3 separate regions of the Mus musculus genome follow, and all the other regions are linked to region 3. Evidence: chromatin contacts called from ENCODE POLR2A ChIA-PET data. All regions are on one chromosome and are shown on one strand. The core of a region is the stretch at or near the end of the contact, and the rest is flanking DNA. Distances in the headings are between cores, read along the strand shown. Region 1 holds the start of Phf12 (PHD finger protein 12). Region 2 holds the start of Proca1 (protein interacting with cyclin A1). Region 3 holds the start of Eral1 (Era (G-protein)-like 1 (E. coli)).

Region 1 (3,222 bases), core at 486-2,985, 98 kb before region 3:
CACTAAAACTTCACACAGATATTTATATCCCCTTTGACTTACAGTCCTGACTGTCCTAAAAGAAGGAGCAATAGTTTCTCAGAGACAGTAAACACGGTGTAGGGGACAAAGTCTGACCTGTGAATCAAGAAATGTTTCCTTTTTAGGTTTGCTATAAACTCAATATGCGTCTAAGCAAACCACTCTCCACTCTGTACCTGGAAATGAAGAATTTAAATCAAATAGTCTCTAAGTCCCTCCCAGGTTTACGGGTCTGAGAATAATGTGTGTAGTAACATAAAAATGAGTTTAGGAGATTCCAGGCGTAGTAGCACACGTCGATCCCAGAAATGGGACCGGAGGCAGAAGCAGTCGGATTTCTGTGAGTTCATGACCTATCTAGTCTACATAACAAGTTCTAGGGCTGCGGAGTAAGACTGTCTTAACAGAACGAACAAACGAAAGAAAGAAACGGCAGGACATAGCTGCATGTCACCAGTGTTAATTAATGCCTAGTGGGGTTCATTCATTCGCAATTAGGCAGAGTATCTGTCCATATTGGAAAGTGATAACAAGGGCATAACAGCGCACACCCAAAGAGAGGTATGTCTCTCTGCTCAGAATGCGAGGTGAGGGGCTCAAACTACAAACCCCAGTGTGCAATACGGCAGCTCTCAAAAGTATCCTTTCCCGGCAGGCTTTTCTTCGTGTACATCCTATGGTCCAGTGCAGCGCCTGAAGGCTGAACTACAACTCCCACAATCCATCAGATCCATCGCGAGTCTAACTACCAGAGTGCAAAGCGGTCCCGTTCACCCTTTGAACTCTGCGCGTTGCAAGATGGGGATTGAAGTCAGCTGTAGGCAGGTAGCTGGGCGTTGTCAGGATTACGGACTGTTTGGGCTTTTGACTTCCTCTTTCGGAGTAGTTCACAGGGACAGTGGTTAAGAGAGGGTAAGAACAGCTTGAAATATCTTGGGTTCCATCGGGACCCAAGGCAGCAATGCTCGTGCTAAAATTAGGTGCTGAGAGTGGAAATGAAGTGGAAAGAGCAGTCATCCGATCTGCCACCAAAAGCGTCTTTTTTTTTTTTTTTTTTTGTCGCAATGCTTTTTTTTTCCCTCTTTACCAATATGGCGGCCTAGTCCAGACACACCTGACACTGGAGACAAACAGTCCACTACACCATCCATATGGGTACTGCTGCAGCCGAAAGCTACCAGCTCCATACAGCATCCCACGCTCCTCCTTGGTCGTGACTGAGGACTCCAAGGGCATGGTAGCCCCAAATCTCATTACCAAAATGGCGAAAGGAGAAGCTTTTTTTTTTTTTTTTTTTTTTTGTGCAGGCCTCCAGGTACAACGCGCCTGCGCGTGAGGCGGCTGTGTGAGGGGACGGGAGGGTGGCGACCCAACACGCCTGCGCGGGACCAGAGCCCGTGGTCCGCACACAAACACCAATGGGTGATGCGTCTTCCAGTTCCTGCGGCTGCGCCGTGACCCCTACGCGCTTTCCCAGGCGCCTAAGCGAGGCCTCAGGTTCCGCCCTCCAATCGCAGTACGCCGGCGCACGGCGGAGAGGCGGGGCTTCTGGGCTCCGGGCGAATGCCAGCGCGGCTGCGCGCCGGGGGGTACCCCATCACCGCGGCTGCGCGGGAGCCAGGCCGCCGGCTGTCACTGCGGTTGCGCGCGGCGAGCGGCGATCCCGGGGCGCCTGCGCGGGTGGCTTTGCGGGCGCTCGCGGTAAGTTTGCGCCAAGTGCGCGGCAGCCGGGACGCAGACGGCAGCGGCGGCGAGAGGCGGAGCCCGGGGACCACCCCCCATCATCCTCCCCAGAGTCACCTCACGAACCACAACCTCACCTAACCTCTCACCCCCCCCTCCGGTCCCCCAAGCCCGGGATGGCAGCGCCCGCTAGCCTTCCCGGCCGGACCAGCGGTCGCCAGCGCCAGCTTTAGCCTGTGGGCCTAGGCCCCCGCCGAGGCCTGACCCCCGGAGCCGGGATCCACTGTGCAGCCAGCCGCTGGGCCGGGGCTGAGGGGTTGCTCCCCTCTCGCGGCCCGTGGGGAGGACGCTGCCGTCCCAGGGACTGGGGGCCGGGGGGTGGGGGGGAGCCAGGGCGAGGAAGTCGGAACCTGTGTTGGGAAGAGAGAAGGGGACCGGGGGTCAGAGGTGCCCCCTTCCCCTCCTCCCCCCTCCCCCCGGGGCTGGGGGGGCCGGAGCAGAGAGCGCCCAGCCCGAGAGGTGGATGAATGTGGGAGAAAATGGAGACCAAGACGATCGTGTACGACTTGGACACGTCGGGGGGGCTGATGGAGGTAAGAGTGGCCCTCATCCTTTTCCCCCCAGTGCCAGGAGGGTACCTCCGCCCCACAAAGCCGGCCCTAAGCTCGAAGCGCCAGAGGGCCGGGAAAAGGGGGGGTTGTTCTTCCTCACCCAGTCTCTTCCTCCCCTCTTTGCAATTTGGGGGACTGAGCTTAGCTTCCGAGGACGTCTGCAGCAGTTTCACCTACCAGCCGCCCTCGATTCGCTCCCTGAGGCTTCAGCCCACTCCATTTCATTGCACCGGCAGGCCTCCCCACCCCCTTCTTGTCGGCCCCTTTGTGCTTCCCCCTGCACGTCCGGGTACCAAGCTTCGGGCCTCTCCCGAGCCGGGCTTTGGAGTCCCCCACTGTCCATACAAGGAAGTGGCAAGAAGAGAACCGCGCACCCTCTCCCCATCCCCCTACCCTGGTCCTCCCCATTTGGAAGGAGCTTTTCTTGTTGTGCTGCAGGAACGCAGTTAGGGTGGGCTCCCCTTGATTCCGGGGACCGAGAGGTTCTGGAAGCAGCCTGGATGGGAGGAAGAAGGACAAAAGGGGGAAGAGGGGTGGGTGACGGAGAAGCGGCGCCGGTGGGACTACGGGCTACCCGGGAGCTCCGAATGTGCACACATGCCGTCTGTATGTGTGTGCAGCAAATCCAAGCTCTGCTGGCTCCCCCCAAGACGGACGAGGCAGAAAAGCGGAGTCGGAAGCCCGAGAAGGAGTCCCGGAGAAGCGGCAGGGCCACCAACCACGACAGCTGCGATAGCTGCAAGGAAGGTGGGGATCTCTTGTGCTGCGATCACTGCCCTGCCGCCTTCCACCTCCAGTGCTGGTAAGGGCTGGGGACCCCTTTGGAGCCCCTTGGCAGACCCTACTCAGCACATTCCTTCACCAGGCCTGTAGAAATAACGGGAGCTTGCAGCCGCTAGCCGACTCT
Region 2 (3,037 bases), core at 44-2,543, 110 kb after region 3:
AGCAACTCTAAGGAAGTAATCCACCCTTACTACTAGGGGGTTATATTTATTTATTTTTGAAACAGGGTTTCATGGTCAGCCCCAGGTGACCTGAAACTCAGAGATCTGCCTGCCTCTGCCTCCCAACAAAGGCACACAGGCCCATGCCACCACATCCGGCTTTCTCCCCTACCCCCCCCCCTCTTTTTTTTTTTTGAGTCCTGATCTTGGCTCTCCTGGAGCTCACGATGAAAATCAAGCTGGCCTCGAACTCAGAGATCTACCTGCAAGTGTGTGGATTAAAGGCAAACATCACCATGGCCAGCCTATCCTCTGCTTTTTGAGGTACACCTATTCTGGCTTTGGAAGCTGATTGGAGGTAAACTGAGAGATGTGACGTGAGGGATATCTGTGAAGCAGCTCTCATTCATTCACATCGTCTTGTACAGAGTTGGTTAACCCAGTGTGCATGTGAGAAGTCACCTCAATACTCAGTTCTCCCAGGGGCCTGCCCGAATGTGTAGTCCCATGAGGTGCATGTATAGGACAGTTGCACATATACTTTTTTGTTTTGTTTTGTTTTTGTTTTTCGAGACTGGGTTTCTCTGTGTAGCCCTGGCTGTCCTGGAACTCTCTCTGTAGACCAGGCTGGCCTCGAACTCAGAAATCAGCCTGCCTCTGCCTCCCGAGTTGCTGGGATTAAAGGCGTGCGCCACCACCACCCCGCACACATGTACTTCTTATGTTAGATCTGTGTAGACTTTTGGCGTCATCGTGTGTGATATACGAGTGAAGTGTGGACGCTGTGTTTGAGCAACGTGAAGGTTTCCTACTGGGATGGAGTTACCACGAATGTAAGTCACCTTACTTTCTCAACAGGAAAATAGGGCACTGTGGGGCCTAGGGATTGGGAGGAAATCTGAAGGGTAGATCTGAGGGGGATGGGTCTGGCGATCCGGGGTTAGGGGGCTTTAGGGTGTACTATACACAGTGGAGGAGGGACTTGTCACCAAGGAGACGCAAAGCCAGGATACCTGCAAGGACATACGTTCATGAAGATTGGTCCCTGGCTAACCTCCAGAAGGCGTGGCGGTCCTGGTGCTAGAGCTTGAATTTGGAAGGGGCGGGGCCAGCAACTGTTGTGGGCGGGGCTCTGGGCTAGAGTTTTCTAGAAGCAGGGACCAGCAAGGTGCTAAGTATGGGACTGAGTGCTGGGTCTGTAAGGTAAAGGTAAAAGCCCGTACTGGCGTTAAGGGTGTGACGAAGGGACTGGAAGGAGCTGGAGATCCCGGATGAAGAACCCGACTGACGCTTAGACCCGGGCTGGAAGACCTGAGGGGGGGAGGCGGGCGGGGGGTTGGGCAAGCATGAGGCGGAGCTAGGGGCTGGACTGGAGCTTACAGCTGGGCCGAGGGCTCGACCAAGCTGAGGTTCAACGTTGAACTCTGCGAGGTAGGGTCCTGTGGAAGAACTGGGCTGACAGCGATGTGGGTCAGGACGACAATAACGGTTAAAAGATGGACTGAGGAAAGGTCTGGCCGCAAAATTGAGAGAACCGAGAGAACTGGTAAGGGGCGGGGCAGAAGGATGGGGGCGTGGCTGGGCGTGGCTCTGGAAGTTTGCTTGACTTGGCTTCCTCCCGACCCAGGCTCAGCTCTTGAGCATTAGGCTGCAACCTCTGGCCTGGGCTACCGCCCCAAAGGCGCTAGGGTTCGGTAGAACCCTTGGCCCAATGCTCATCTGGGCTCCAGGGCTGGGCGGCCAGTTCCATTGACCTTGAGGGTGGGAAAGCGTCTGAGTATTCCACAAGTGACATCATAATCACCTCCAAGTGCCTAGCTAGGAGACATTTCCCAGAACAGGGCTCACTGGCCTCTCTTGCACTCTCCTCTCTCTCTCTCTCTCTCTCTCTCTCTCTCTCTCGCTCTCGCTCTCTCGCTCTCTCGCTCGCTCTCTTTCTCTCTCTCTCTCTCTCTCTCGCTCTCTCGCTCTCTCGCTCTCTCGCTCTCTCGCTCGCTCTCTCGCGCTCTCTCGCTCTCGCTCTCTCTTCCTTTTTCTTTCTTTCTTCCCTCCACACACCTTTTGTTTTGTTTTGTTTTGTTTTTTCGTTTTTTTTCGGGACATGGTTTCTCTGTATAGTCTTGGCTGTCCTGGAACTCACTCTGTAGACCAGGCTGGCCTTGAACTCAGAAATCCCCCCTGCCTCTGCCTCCCAAGTGCTGGGACTAAAGGCATGCGCCACCACTGACCGGCTTTTTTTTTTTTTTTTTTGTCCCTCCACACACATTCTTTTGGCTGCTCTAGTGCCTGTCCTCTGGGCCTCAAAGGAAGGGAGGGGTTTTGCAGGATAAGGAGGATCCTCTACAAATAAATGTGCATTTTGAGTTAGGTCCCTGCTACCTGTCCCAACGAAGAGACCACATGCTTTTCTCTTCCTTTCAAGCTATTACCATCTTCATTCTGCCACAGGAGCTCTGGACCGACTGCCTTGATCACCGCTCCCCTCTGTCCTCTTTGGACAAAGAGGCAGACTATCTCTCCAAATCCCACTTCTCGTTGATCCTTCCTGTTTTCCCTCCCAAACAGCTGATGTTGTCAACATCTATTAGGAGTATTAGTGGAAGGCAAACAGGCTTCAGCCTTGCATAAAGCCTGCTAGAGTGACAGGAGGAAAGGAGTCCAGTGCAGTTTGAGCCTGGCCTAGGCACAGGCCTTTACTGGAATAGCTTTAGGATTTGAGCGCCACAGGGGAGGCCCTGCATCAAGATCAAAGAAAGGAAATCAGAAGTGAGGAATCCGCAAGGTGGGGATTAAAAGCAAATGTTTTGGGGGTGACAACTGGATAAGGCAGGAGCTGAATCTAGTTTCAGGGCTTGGCCTTGGAGCTGTGGCATAGGGTACTTAGCTTAGGATATGTGTCTCCTTAGCCAGCAAGGCACACTGGCTTGGGAGCCAAGAAGACCAGCTTTTCTGCCTCTGCTGTCACCTTTCATCCTGAGCAAATTACTTAGTCACTCTGGGTCAGGGTCCCTCAATAAACAATTTAGAATCAAAGTCA
Region 3 (3,432 bases), core at 118-2,617:
GAGCTCCAGGTTATCCTGGTCTAGAGTGAAACTCTGTCTCAATGTCACCCTGAAAGAAGCATGGACTACAGTCTGGTAGGAGACTAGGCACTGTTACTTGCAATGCAGTATCATAAGGAGAGATTGAAACATTTTGCAGTACCTTCATAGCAGCATAGGGTACCACAGTCAGAGCTGAAATTTTTCTCCAGATCTTCCACCTCCACCTCCTCAGTGTAGGGACTACAGGCATGCACCATAAGGCCTGACTTAATTTAGGATTAAACCAAGTAGATAGGGCTCAAGATCCACGTATTGGGTCTATACTGCTTGATGAGGACTTGAGGACCTGGTAATGGCTTGGCAGAAGCCAACCCATTCTTAACTTTGAGAATAGTTTGGCATTTGAGCTTACTTGATCATTAGGTTACCTAAACTCTCTAAGTCTCTTGTTTTTTTTTTTTTTCATATGTAATATGGAATCACATTAACTATTTATGAATAACTTCTTTTTCAAAATGACAACTGTATGGGAGAAAAAAAAAACACAGGCTGGGCATTGAGGACTGAGGGAGACAACTTTGCCTTGACTAATGACTGACTGTAACCAACAGAGGGTCTAGGTTCTTCACATTCCTAAAACTCTTTATGTTGCTATATTTATTTATTTGTGTGTCAGTGGGAGCTTATGGTAGTTAGGGCAAAACTGTCTGGGTCTCAGTTTCCACCATATGAGTTCCAAGGACTGAACTCAGGTTGTCAAGCAACAAGAGCCTTCGTCTGTTTCACAGACCCTCACTTTCAAACTCTTTGACAGCCTTCTCCACTCGCCTCTCCTTGGGCTCAGGTTTATTTTTTATTAAATGAGAAGTTAAACTGCTATTTCTAGAGGCAGAGGGATTTTACTTACGATACATGATTTCCACTGCTAAAACCATCAGAGGCCGGTCATGGCCAACACCTGTAATCCCAACACTTAAGAGGCTGCAGCGGGAAGATCCGAATTCCAAGCTGGTTTGGGCTACACATCAAAACATGTCATAGAACCAAACACCTGTAACTAACATAGCTGGACCCTTTACCTCTGTGCACCGACACCGCGGGGACGCTCGGAACCAACGAACTGTCAGGCTGAGAAAATCCAAGGATACGGTCCAAGGCGGAGTCCTGACCATAACGACTAGAGGCCGAGGCCAGGAGGGGACCAGAGAAAGTGGAGCCCACGACACAGGACACGCACCTCGCCTGGTTACCTAGAAGACAGCCGGGCGGAGCAAGCCATTCCCTCCCTGCATGCGAACCCACCTGTCGGGCCCCTAACAAGGCCCGAACGAGCCCAGCGCAGTACCGCCTGGGGGCAGCCATTTTGCCGCAATGCACCCTGGTACCGATCAGAAGCGCGACGCGATTGGACCGAGAAGCCCACGGACCAACGAGTGGAAGAAAGCTAGATCGGCCCAAACAGAATCTCCATTCTACAACAAGGGATACCCTAGGAGGCGGAGGGAAAGACGGTATCCAAAGGCTAAGGAAAGGCAAAATTGTGCTGTGTTTCCTGCCTGAGTATAACAGTCGTCTTGGACTCCCAAACACATCATTTCTCCTCCTGCCAAAGTTGTGTAAAGAGCTTTTAAACCATGTCTTCCTAATGACATTCCTCGGGACACCATACCGCAGAAGCTCCTCTTAGCGGCTTAAGAGGAGAAACTCTCTTATTGCTAGGAGTGGGCGTGGGCATGGGAACGGGCTCTAAGCTTCATTTCACTAGATTTTTTTCTTTTTCTTTTTTAAGTGCTTTCTAGCCTCAACCCTGCAGGATCCTTTCTTATTTCCTCTTTTGCTGTGTTTTAGCTGGGCGTGGCAGTCTTAGGGTTACTATAGCTGTGATGAAACACCATAACCAAAAGCTACTTGGGGAAGAATGGGTTTTATTTGGCTTATATGTCTAGACTCACAATCCACTGAGGGGAGACAAGGAAGGAGCTCAAACCAAGCAGAAACCTGGAGACAGGAGTAGATGCAGAGACCGTGGAGGGGGATGCTGCTTACTGGCTTACTCCTCATGGTTTGTTCAGCCTGCTTTCTTATAGCATTTAGGAACACCAGCCCAGGTGTGGCACCACTCACAATGCCTCCCATATCAACAGTTAATTAAGAAAATGCCTACAGCCCAATCTTATGGAGGCAATTTCTCAATCGAGGTTCCGTCCTCTGAGATGACACCAGCTTGTGTCAAGTTATCATAAAACTAGTCAGCACAGGTTGCTTTGTGAAGTCTGCACCTTTTTGGTGTCTAGACCTCAGTTAAAGGGTGGTTCTGTGGTAAACATTCCTGTTGAGTAGCAGACTGTATTTACCTCTCTAAATATCAACTCCTATCTATTCTCTGAGATTAAAGCTTTTTTTTTTTTTCGAGATTAAATCTCGAGGCTCTGAGATTAAATCTTACTGAAGGAAAATGAGCAGAAGAAAAAAAAAAGCAGGTAGCTGTATGTGATGGAGCGTTCCTGTAACCCCAACATTTAGGAGGTGGAGGCCAAAGGATGAGGATATTGAGGGCCAGCCTGGGATGAATACTTGTCTTAAAAAACGGGTAAGGGGGGCTGGTGAGATGGCTCAGTGGGTAAGAGCACCCGACTGCTCTTCCGAAGGTCCAGAGTTCAAATCCCAGCAACCACATGGTGGCTCACAACCATCCGTAACGAGATCTGGTACCCTCTTCTGGAGTGTCTGAAGACAGCTACAATGTACTTACATATAATAAATAAATAAATCTTTAAAAAAAAAAAAAGATTTATTTAAAAAAAAAAAAAAAAAACGGGTAAGGGTAGGTTGAGAAACCTGGAAGATTAGATGTTGTCTTAATCCCAGCACTTAGTGGGCAGAAGAAGGATGATCTCTGCAAGTTAGAAGTCAGCTTGGTCTACCTAGTCAATTCTAGGCAAGTCAGAGATACATGGGAAGACCATGTTTGTGAATAAATAAAACAAAAATTTAAAATGGCGGGGGACATGGGTAAACTGGTGAGAACAGTTGCTGTTCAGGCTTGGTGAGTGAGTGGGTGTGGTAGTATTTTCTGGCTATACCAGAAATCTGGATACCAAAGCAAAGATTTCTGCAAGTTTGAGGACAGCCAGAGCTACATATCAATTGCCAGGCCATCAGGGTTACGTAGTGAGACTGTCCCCTACACTCAAAAGTAGATAAATTGCATACTGCAAAGTCAGCCAAAGAATACATACTAAAGACTTCGGTGTTAACAGATGGAGACAAATCCCAGGGCTGACAAAATTTTAAGGGAAATGAATCAAAGTGTCAAAGTAAATATTTGGTTTTTAAAGATTTATACTTTTTTTTGGTTTATTGTTTTTTCCAGACATGGTCTCACAGTCCTGGCCTGCCTGAAACTCATCTGCCTCTGACTCCTGATTGCTGGGACTAAAGGTGTGTGCC

The links. ChIA-PET counts read pairs that join two places held with the same protein, here RNA polymerase II (POLR2A).
Region 1: POLR2A ChIA-PET joins it to region 3 with 11 read pairs in embryonic stem cell. The contact joins the promoter of Phf12 here to the promoter of Eral1 in region 3. POLR2A ChIA-PET finds 5 or more read pairs at or near these places in 4 of 5 experiments (Patski and embryonic stem cell).
Region 2: POLR2A ChIA-PET joins it to region 3 with 10 read pairs in embryonic stem cell. The contact joins the promoter of Proca1 here to the promoter of Eral1 in region 3. POLR2A ChIA-PET finds 5 or more read pairs at or near these places in 4 of 5 experiments (Patski and embryonic stem cell).

Annotation. Positions count from the first base shown.
Region 1 is chr11:77,981,081-77,984,302 of GRCm38, forward strand. Phf12 (PHD finger protein 12) reads left to right here and starts at 1,736. Exons shown (of 15, transcript NM_174852.3): 1 at 1,736-2,297; 2 at 2,936-3,117. The coding sequence starts at 2,232.
Region 2 is chr11:78,193,409-78,196,445 of GRCm38, forward strand. Proca1 (protein interacting with cyclin A1) reads left to right here and starts at 1,294. Exons shown (of 4, transcript NM_001368876.1): 1 at 1,294-1,546. The coding sequence starts at 1,465.
Region 3 is chr11:78,079,016-78,082,447 of GRCm38, forward strand. It overlaps Eral1 (Era (G-protein)-like 1 (E. coli)), which reads right to left and starts at 1,368. Exons shown (of 10, transcript NM_022313.2): 1 at 1,062-1,368. The coding sequence starts at 1,344.